Linked DNA regions of Homo sapiens: region 1 is linked to region 2. Evidence: chromatin contacts called from ENCODE Hi-C or POLR2A ChIA-PET data. All regions are on one chromosome and are shown on one strand. The core of a region is the stretch at or near the end of the contact, and the rest is flanking DNA. Distances in the headings are between cores, read along the strand shown. Region 1 holds the start of INO80 (INO80 complex ATPase subunit). Region 2 holds the start of BMF (Bcl2 modifying factor).

Region 1 (4,864 bases), core at 849-3,348, 1.0 Mb before region 2:
CAACCTCCGCCTCCGGGGTTCAAGCGATTCCCCTGCCTCAGCCTCCTGAGTAGCTGGGGGGATTACAGGCGCGCGCCATCATGCCCAGCTAATTTTTGTATTTTTAGTAGAGACAGGGTTTCAAGGTTGGTCAGGCTGGTCTCAAACTCCTGACCTCGTGATCTGCCTGCCTAGGCCTCCCAAAGTACTGGGATTACAGGCGTGAGCCACCGTGCCTGGCCATGCATTCAAGCAAATTTAACTCTTGGTTTTTTTTCTTGAGGCAGAGTCTCGCTCTGTCCCAGGTTGGAGTACAGTGGCTCAGTCTCGGCTCACTGCAACCCCTGCCTCCCAGGTTCAAGAGATTCTCCTGCCTCAGACTCCCGAGTAGCTGGGATTACAGGTGCCCGCCACCACGCCCGGCTAATCTTTTTTTTTTTTTTTTTTTTTTTTTTTCAGTAGAGACGAGGTTTCACCATGTTGGCCAGGCTGGTCTCAAAATCCCGACCTCAAGTGATCCACCCGCCTCAGCCTCCCAAAGTGCCGGGATTACACGCGTGAGCTACCGCGCTTGGCTTGCAAATGTAACTTTTTTTTTTTCTTTTTGAGATGGATTTTTTTTTTTTTCTTTTTGATACGGAATTTCGCTCTTGCTGCCCAGGCTGGAGTGCAATGGTGCGATCTCGGTTCACTGTAACCTCCGCCTCCCAGGTTCAAGCGATTCTCCTGCCTCAGGCTCCCAAGTAGCTGGACTACAGGCACCCGCCACCACGCCCGGCTAATTTTTGTATTTTTAGTAGAGATGGGGTTTCACCATATTGGTCAGGCTGGTCTCGAGCTCCTGACCTCAGGTGATTCGACCACCTGACCTCCCAAAGTGCTGGGATTACAGGCGTGTGGCACTGCACCCTGACACAAATTTAACTTTTTAAAGGTCAGTTAACTCAGCACAAGAAGGCTACTTGATGACCTTAATAAAGTACTTTTTAGTTAAATGCTAAGGGCCAGGTTAAAATGGATTAAAGAATGAGACCCAAAGGAACTGAATTAACAGCATATTTAACTTTCAGTAAGTTCTAATTCTTATCTACACCTAGGCCTTACCCTAGGCAATTCTCACCACACATCCTGGTAGTTGGGTCGATTACATTTATTATGTTGTCTTTTTTGTAGAGACGGGGTCTCGCTATGTTGACCAGTCTAATGGACTGCTCTGAGACGTTTGGCCTGAGGTGATCCTTCCAGGCAGGAGGATCACTTCAGGCCAGGAGACTGGGAACCAGCCCAGTAGACTGGGCAACATAGCGAGACCCCAAGTTTAGTAAATGTGGGTGGCAGTGGACTCAAATTGTAGAATTGGCACAGGTAAAAGCAATTATTCGCTTTTCAGAGGCACACTGTGTGGATGTGAGAACAGGCTGGCATTTCCGATAACAGGTCTGCGTGTTCCCAAGTCCTTGTATCCCACAACCTTCACGTAGACATCTTATCTAACTATGCTGTCCTACCCAACCTATAGCGTTCTTGCTCCCAGAGTCTAAATGGGAGCCCCAAACTAATTACTGTATAGTAGTCGAACTACACACCAGGCACTTCCCCGACAATCTACAACCCCATCCAAAGGGGTCAGAAACTAGTAACAAAATACCAGCTGCGAGCCTCTCCTTCCCCTAAAGAGATCTTATCAACTTGGCTGCACCTTCCCACCTCTAGCCTGCGGGAACAAATATCCCAGGATCCCGGGCGGTTTCGATTGACGTTACTTCCGGGAAAAGTAACCTTGCATCGGCGGTTGCGGGCCTGGAAAGCTCTCGCGACATTTTCTCCTGCGAGATCTGCTTGCTCACTGTAGCGATGACATCCTCCTCCTCCTCCCCGCCGCCTTTCGGCAATCTTCGCCAGTCCCAGTCCCGACTAATCTGTACTCAGATGGCATGGATCAGGGTCTCCCCTCGAACCCCGGTTCGCACGGGGCGTCAGGTGGCAGCGGCGGGGTGCGAGCTGCGCGAGGCCGACGGCAGCGGCACTACGGGTGGCCACGGGCAGGCGACGAGCAGTGAGTGTGGGCGGGGTGGGGGTAAGCCACCCGTGTAGCGGCTCGATTGTTCTGGCCTGGCTATGGCGCCTCTCCTCCCCCCCGCCATGGCTCCCCGTGTCCCTGCTCCGCTCCTCTCAGTGAGTGAAAGTGGCCGCCGCCGCCGCCGGCCCAGCGCCCGCAGCCGCCTCAGCGCCGCCGCCATCTTGGGGTCCCAGGAGCCGCGGAGGGAGCGAGCTAGGAGCGTCCACGCCCAACGCAGTCACCGTCCCACGGCCTCAGAGAGCGAACCGCGGCTCCACCGTCGGCGGGGCGACCCCCCCCTCCGGACCCCGCCCGCACCCCGCCCCCCCTCCGCCGCCGTCGCGGCGGCGGGGCCAGGCGGCCCGAGGTGAGGCAACTAGACGTGGGCGGGCGAACGGAGTGGGGGTTGTGTAGGTCTTGTTGCGCCCCTCTCTGCGGGCGACAACTGGGCCGCGTCTTAAAGGGGCCGTCGCCCCCGGCCCTTGGATTTGTTGGGGTTAGTATGGAGGATGGGTGTGGACACTCCCCGCAGGGTTGGGACCTCAGGGACTAGGGCCTTGTCCTTCCCGTTTCATATCTCTGGAGACCCGGGGTCATGCGGTGACCTCAGCCACCTGAGGAAGCCCGTGGGGCGCCCACACGTGGGGAGTGTGTTAGACCAGGTGCACGTGGGACCCGGTGGGGCGGTGTCGGGCTAACACGTGTGTAGGTTTGGGGGTGGGCAGGGGCAGGGCGGAGGCTGGAAGGCCTTGAGTGGGAACCCCGTGAAGGTTGTGTATCTGTCATTTTAAACAAATGAGATCTAAGGGCTTGTTAGTGTGTCATTTTGTAAGGGGCAAGTTGAGATACGGTTGAATGGTGCACGCTGCTGGCTGGTGTTGGGTGGGGGCAGGCTGACACCTGCATAGACTTGGGAGTGTCTAGATGACACCTCTTCTGGTTTTTTAGGTTTTTACATAGCGACTAGGAAAGTGTCATCCTATTTTGACATTCCTTCTTGAGCTCGCTAATGGAAAGTACTACTTCCGTAATCTCCGAGGCTAGAAGCCCCCTACAGTTTAGGAATGACAGAACCTAGGCAGCCACTTACTATTCTAGTTAACAGCCAACTGTGCCTGGAATTCTTTGATTCACACACTGTCTCTAGTTTGATGTACTTGTTAGAAATGGGGGAAGGAATTTGGAGGTTGACCTGGCTAACGTCACAGGTTACTTTTCCAGTCAGTGACTTTCATTATTTCCTCCACAACAAAATTATTGTGGCTTTTCAGTGGCAACTTAAATTAAATAATAGCTTTATTGAAATATGATTCAAATACCAAAAAATTCCGCTTTCTAAAGCGTATAATTAAGTAATTTTCTGAAACTATATTTATTAAATTCTGTAGCCATCAACCACTATTTAATTCATCACCCTAAAAGAGAATCTCTAGAAGCCATTTAGCAGTCACTCCCCATTCCCCCTCCCTCCAGTCTTAGGTAACTATTAATATATTTTTTGCCTAAATTTACCTAAAAAAGAAACATATGTATCTTTCTTTGCCTAGTTTGTTTCACTTAACATGGTGTTTTCAAGGTTCATCCGTGTTGTAGCAGGTATCAGTACTTAATTCCTTTTTTTTTTTTTTTTTGAGACTGAGTCTCGCTCTGTCGTCCAGGCTGGAGTGCAGTGGCGGGGTCCCGACTCACTGCGACCTCCGCCTCCCAGGTTCAAGCACTTCTCGTGCCTCAGCCTCCCCAGTAGCTGGGATTACAGGCGGCTGCCACCACACCCGGCTAATTTTTGTATTTTTAGTAGAAACGGGGTTTCACCATGTTGGCTAGGCCGGTCTCGAACTCCTGACCTCAAGTGATCCGCCTGCCTTGGCCTCCCAGAGTGCTGGGATTATAGGCATGAGCCACCGCACATGGCCTCATTTGCTTTTAATGCCAAATAATATTCTGTTCTAGTTGCATTTTATGTTTGAAATTTCCAAGCTCCTCCTCCTATAAAACAATTTGAGATCATTATGTGTGGTAAAAGTTGCATACCTTCTAGACTTTAAAATGAATGTTTTTTTTTTTTTGTTTTTTGAGACGGAGTCTGGCTCTGTCGCCCAGGCTGGAGTATAGTGGCGTGATCTCGGCTCACTGCAGCTTCCGCCTCCCGGGTTCAAGCAATTCTCCTGCCTCAGCCTCCTGAGTAGCTGGTATTACAGGCGCCCGCCACCACACCCAGCTAATTTTTGTATTTTTAGTAGAGACGGGGTTTCACCATGTTGGTCAGGCTGGTCTCGAGCCCCTGACCTCGTGATCCACCTACCTTGGCCTCCCAAAGTGCTGAGATTACAGGCGTGAGCCACCGTGCCCGGCTGAATTTTGTTTTTAAGGGATTGAATTCCATCATTTTAGCTTACTGTGTTCTTTTCCTCTACGTTTTATTTCAGTAGAAACCAAATCAATTTTTGAAAGTCTGTAAATTGTGATAGGAAATAATTGTAGTGAGCACAAATGTGATTAGAAAAGTTTATGACTAATAAAAACATTTTGAGTACATCAAGGTGGAAATGTGATTAAGCCAAAGCAACAAATCGAGAGCTATTCTGCTGGGCATGGTGTCTCAAGCCTGTAGTCCCAGTTACTCAGGAGGCAAGAGGATCACTTGAGTCCCTAGTGAGCTATGATTGTGCCAGCGCACTCAAGCCTGGGTGGAGAGCGAGACCCTGTCTCTAAAAACAAAACAAAACTAATTATAAGCTGTGGTGTTAGAGGTTCACTTAATGAAAGTTTGTTGGCCGGGTGCGGTGGCTCACGCCTGTAATCCCTGCACTTTGGGAGACTGAGGCA
Region 2 (4,826 bases), core at 805-3,304:
TGGTTTCTGTATCTCCCTACATGTAGCAGGAGTGCAAGGTCACTCTGACCAGCTCAGACATGCACTTTTGGCCAAGCCTCTGGGTAAAATAATATACCTCCTTTTGGCTTAGTGCCTTTTGCTGGAAATCTATCAATTTCGGGGGACTGTGCTACTGGCTAACCTTGACTCCCCACTCTTTCCCTTTTCCCTCTTTGTCCTTTGGAGACAGTATTTTTCTATTCTAGCAACCACAGCCCTCAATATGGCTGGTTCATTCTGTTTCAGGTGACTTCTGAGGGAGCAAAGGAAAGAATGATGGGAAAAAGGTACAAGGAGACTTCAGGCTCTATTGGGCTGAAGGTCCCAGCTCCACTGAACTTAAATCTAAGTTTACAACCCAGAGAGCAGCTCGGTGGTCAGAGCACTGCTGAGCCCTACTGCCCCTGGTGGGTCAGGGTTGTTGCAGGACTGGCTCCCTCTCACTGCTCTCTGGACTCATCATTTTATCTTTCCTAAAACTCAGGCTTGGTCAAGTCACTCATCTCCAATAAAATCTTTGCTGCCTCCCCTTTATAAAATACAGATTCTTCAGTCTGGCATTCCAGGGACACCTCTGTAGTCTGACCTGAACCCACCTGCCCATGCCTACCGTTCGTAAATCTCAGTGTGCACCCAATGATCCAGTCACCAAGCCTCCCTCTGCTCCCTGCACAGGTAAGCTCTCCAGCTCAGCACTTCAGTCTGCTACCCTTAGGCCTGGGCTATTCTTTTTTATTTTATTTTATTTTTATTTTTTTGAGACGGAGTCTCATTGTCGCCCAGGCTGGAGTGCGGTGGCGCTATCTCCGCCCACTGCAACCTTCACCTCCTAGGTTCAAGCAATTCTCCTACCTCAGCCTCCCAAGTAGCTGGGATTACAGGCATGCGCCACCACGCCCGCCTGATTTTTGTATTTTTAGTAGAGACAGGGTTTCCCGTGTTGGCCAGGCTGGTCTCCAACCACTGAGCTCAAGTGAACCACCCGCCTCGGCCTCCCAAAGTGTTGGGATTACAGGCGTGAGACATGTGCATCTGGTTTTCCTTATTGAAAAATATTTCCCATTCAATTTAAAAGCTGTCTCCCTGAGGCCTTCTCCAGCCTTTGTATTCTGAATTTTTCTGCATTCCTCAATAGTCATTATCCTTGGAATGAATACAATTCCAATAACTTTTCACTATTTTCAGGGCTACCTCTCCTAGTAGACTGTAAGCTCCTTGAGGGCAGACGCCAGGTTTCTGGCACTCAGCCCAATATCTGGCACAGAGTAGGTGCTCGGTAAATGCCTGTGAAGTAGCCCATAGACTCCCTTACGCGGTCTGCAGGACATGCTGCTCTCCTGGCAGCACCAGCACAGTCTCTAAATGCTGCCATATGCGAGATATGTGTCAACCGCTCAAGCAGCCCCGGCCTTCTTGAGCGCTCCGCTTCTCAGCCAGGTGCTTATTTTGCCAGTGCCCACGCCCAGTCAAGAAGAGGACCTAAGGGCTCCCCTGGATGTGTTTGTTTCAAACACACCTTCAGCTTTGGAGCTGCAGTTTTCTTCCGACCTGCTCGGCAGGCGGGAGGGAGCTTTCCCCTGAGGCTGGGATCCCATAGGGACCCGCACCCTGCACCCTGCACCCACTGGACGCACCAGCCTCATAAAAAAACTCCCCGCCTCCTTCCCCCCTCCCTTTGTGGACGCGCAGCAATTATTCTGCCCATTGCCGTGAAAAAGAAGACAAAAGTTACTTTGGCGCCCCCTCTCCCACACCTAATACAGAGGATTCAGGGACTCTCTGGCGCTTCCAGAGCCTGTGTTAGGGACAGAATCCGCACTGGCGACGGCGCTCCGACTGCGCTTCTGGCGACGGTCGGAATTTTGCTCGGCCCCTTGCAATGTTTCCATGGGAAGGTTCGTACATTCGTGACCGTCCCTGGCAGCGGCCCAGCCCGGGACTTGGCGCTTCACTCGCCATTGGTCAGTCCTCGGCGTGACGCGCAGGGGGGCGGGGCCTCATCAGCTGTTTGCGGGATGCCCCGAGCAGGCGTATTTTGGAAACAATACCGCACCGTGCGGAGTGGCCTCCTCCCGCCCCGGCCTGTGCCCGCCGCCGCCGCCGCCCCTGCCTGCGCCTCCCGCCTCCTGCCGCAGCCCGGTGAGCGCCCGGGTGGCCGCCGGGGGCCGGGCGGAGTTGGATCGCAGCTCCTTGGGGAAGTGGGGAGCGGAGTCGCGCTGCGCACGGGGGCCCGGGAAGGGTTTGGGCTGCGGACGTCTGGGGTGACCATGAAGAACTGGGGCGCTGGGGTGAGGGAACGGGGTGCAGAACCCACAGTTGGGTGCGCTGCTCCAAGAGGGAACTTGGGGGTAGCATTTGGGACTCGAAGGAGTTGGGTCCAGGTAGGCAGGGGAACCTGGGGTGCACTGCTGAGCAGACCTGGGCGCCCGAGAACGGCCCAGCCTCTGGGTCTGACTTTGGGATAGGACAGGAGCTGTGGGGCATCCTGCCTCTCTGCGGAGTCTGAAGGCTCCTCTCCTTAACAGCTGGGCTTTTTCCCTCCTTCCCAATCGAGTCTGGGCGTCCAGCCCCCGAGTGCTCGTCACGCTGGACCCTGGCGCGGAGCCCTGGCATCACGACTCGGAGGCCGAGACTCTCTCCTGGAGTCACCCAGGTCTGGGGTGTGTGTGTGTGTGTGTGTGTGTGTGTGTGTTCCTAGTCACTGTCGAGGATCTGGGTGTCTGACTACTGCCTTCTCCTAAGAGGAGGAGGAGTCTAAGTTCAGCATCCCTCTTCCAGCCCTTAGGGGTTGGGATGGCTGCAGCGGGGCTTGAGTTCCTTTGCTAGGAATAAAGCATTCCCTGGCCCTGTTCTCAGGAAGTGCCCTCCTCCTCCCACCGCTCTGGACATCACCTCTTAAGCTCAGGAGAAAAATTTCACCCTCTCTTAGTTTACCCTTGACCTTGGCCAGCACCCCTCCAGAGGCGCCCACCTACAGGCAAGCCACCTACAGTTTGTGGAGCGTGAGAGGGGTCCCTGGGGCTTGCAGAGCCACACCTTCTGGCTGCACCTCCCCCACTGTCCAGTCCAGGCAAAGGTTGAACTTTGGGGCTTTGCTGGGAGGGGGAGGGGAAGGTGATAGGCTTCAAAGGAAAAACCAAGACAATGACTCGTGCTGGTGATTGGCTTTGAGGGCCCCTTCTTAGGTCAAGATTGCTAGCCTGAGAAGAGGAGGTTGGAGAGCTGGAGGGGAGCCCCTGCCAGGTGACTGGCGGGACAGCACTTGGTCCTTTCATCAGGAAATTTTGTTTCCTGTTGTTAATAAGCTGGAGTGCACCACCTCACCCCCCTCCCCATACACACACACACACACACACACACACACACACACACACACACTTGGGAAACACGGTCCAAAGAACACCACGTGGCTGCTTGCCATCCTAGCAGGCATCTCCTCATTCTCCAGGGAAGAGGGCACAGACAGGACCATAGACAGCTCAGGGACAGGGATGGGATGGGACGAAGGCAGGGCCCAAGCAAGCAGCTCACAGCTTGTGTTTGGCAAAGGCAGCATTCTGAATTGAACTGAGATTCTTTTAGCTACTTCACCAATCCATAGACCATTTGGCTTGTTCTTCAAAGGCAAGAGACTAGGGGACAGAACCCCCAGGAATCTCTAATTGAGTCTGACAAGAATGAAATTCATCTCTTTTTATCCTTAGCTGTTCAGGTGGTTGCTGCTTCTGGCTGCTGCAGGGGCCCTAAGCAGTTCCTGGTATGTGTAGGGAGCTGGGTTGGAAGCTTAAGATGCTGAGTAGCTCCAAGCTCAGACTTTCAAGAGCCATCAGGTGGAGCAAGAGGAACTTCTTTATCACCAAGAAACTCATATCAATAACTTCAGCAGTATAGGCAGTGAGTGAGGTCACAGGGAGAGGGCTGAATTTCACTTCCTTCTGTAAGACCAGTTGTACCAGTCTCAGGTTCAGAGCTGGCAGGAGCGGGAGGCTGTGGAATCAGGGATTTGAAGTCGTGGAGACTAGTGAGGAGACTTAGTTGGGAGAGGCTGGACCTACCCTCTAGGCCAAACTTTGGTGGGCAGACAGCTCAACTCTGCTCAAAGAGAGCCGAGACGGCAGCTGCAATGACTAGCTTGGGTCTTTATCCCCTCTCCCAGGACACATTCTTACCACACTGCAGAGCCTGTTTGTTGTGTTGTGCAAGCAAGGGGTGGAGATTAGAGTAGATGGGCAGCAGGGCGGGGCTTAGAGGTTTGGAGGGAACCTGGCTGTCCTAGGATTGCTGGCTTTTGTTTTTGCTGCTGAGCCTGGAGCTCAGCTCAGACTGAGATAAGAATTTCCTTGGGACAATGACTCTGTATGTGTGTGTGTGTGTGTGTGTGTGTGTGTGTGTGTTGTGAGCACTGTATGTATAGCCAGTCACAGCACCCTTGACAGCAACTTACAGAGGCTAGTCTTGTTTATATTTTCCCAGGTACCCTGCATGCATATAGCTGCTGATTCTACTCCTGCTATTGCTCACAACCCTCAGAGTCAAACTTTGTGACCGGCCTAGGTCAGAAAACGTGATCAAGAAAAAGGGTGGTTCCAGGCGGGCCCAGGGAAGAGGTGTGGAGAGCCCCTGAACATTCAGGCAGTCCACATTTGGGGAGTGAATGTCACCCTTAGCAGTGCTTTATTACCAGGGTTGTATGTCATCAGTATGTGGTCCGGCCAGCTCAAATAAGAAGGGGGAGTATGGTAGGAAGAAGGGAAGGGGAGTCCTTCCAGGTATGGCCCTGGTGGGGCAGCAGCCCAGATGCCTGC

The links. Hi-C counts contacts between places; a loop is a spot of excess contacts on that map. ChIA-PET counts read pairs that join two places held with the same protein, here RNA polymerase II (POLR2A). Pooled maps may share reads with other maps.
Region 1: a map of ascending aorta shows a loop between it and region 2 (10-fold over the local background). The contact joins the promoter of INO80 here to the promoter of BMF in region 2. A Hi-C loop is called at or near these places in 1 of 168 maps with a recorded cell type or tissue (ascending aorta), 1 of 37 single-sample maps with no recorded cell type and 9 of 50 pooled maps. POLR2A ChIA-PET finds 5 or more read pairs at or near these places in 1 of 52 experiments (activated T-cell).

Annotation. Positions count from the first base shown.
Region 1 is chr15:41,113,514-41,118,377 of GRCh38, reverse strand. It overlaps INO80 (INO80 complex ATPase subunit), which reads left to right and starts at 2,098. Exons shown (of 36, transcript NM_017553.3): 1 at 2,098-2,405. RefSeq lists enhancers at 115-894, 1,611-1,710, 1,676-2,455, 2,521-2,600, 2,651-2,700 and 2 more and a silencer at 2,151-2,420.
Region 2 is chr15:40,106,107-40,110,932 of GRCh38, reverse strand. BMF (Bcl2 modifying factor) reads left to right here and starts at 2,054. Exons shown (of 5, transcript NM_001003940.2): 1 at 2,054-2,160; 2 at 2,547-2,674. RefSeq lists silencers at 1,997-2,246, 3,731-4,025 and an enhancer at 2,756-3,451.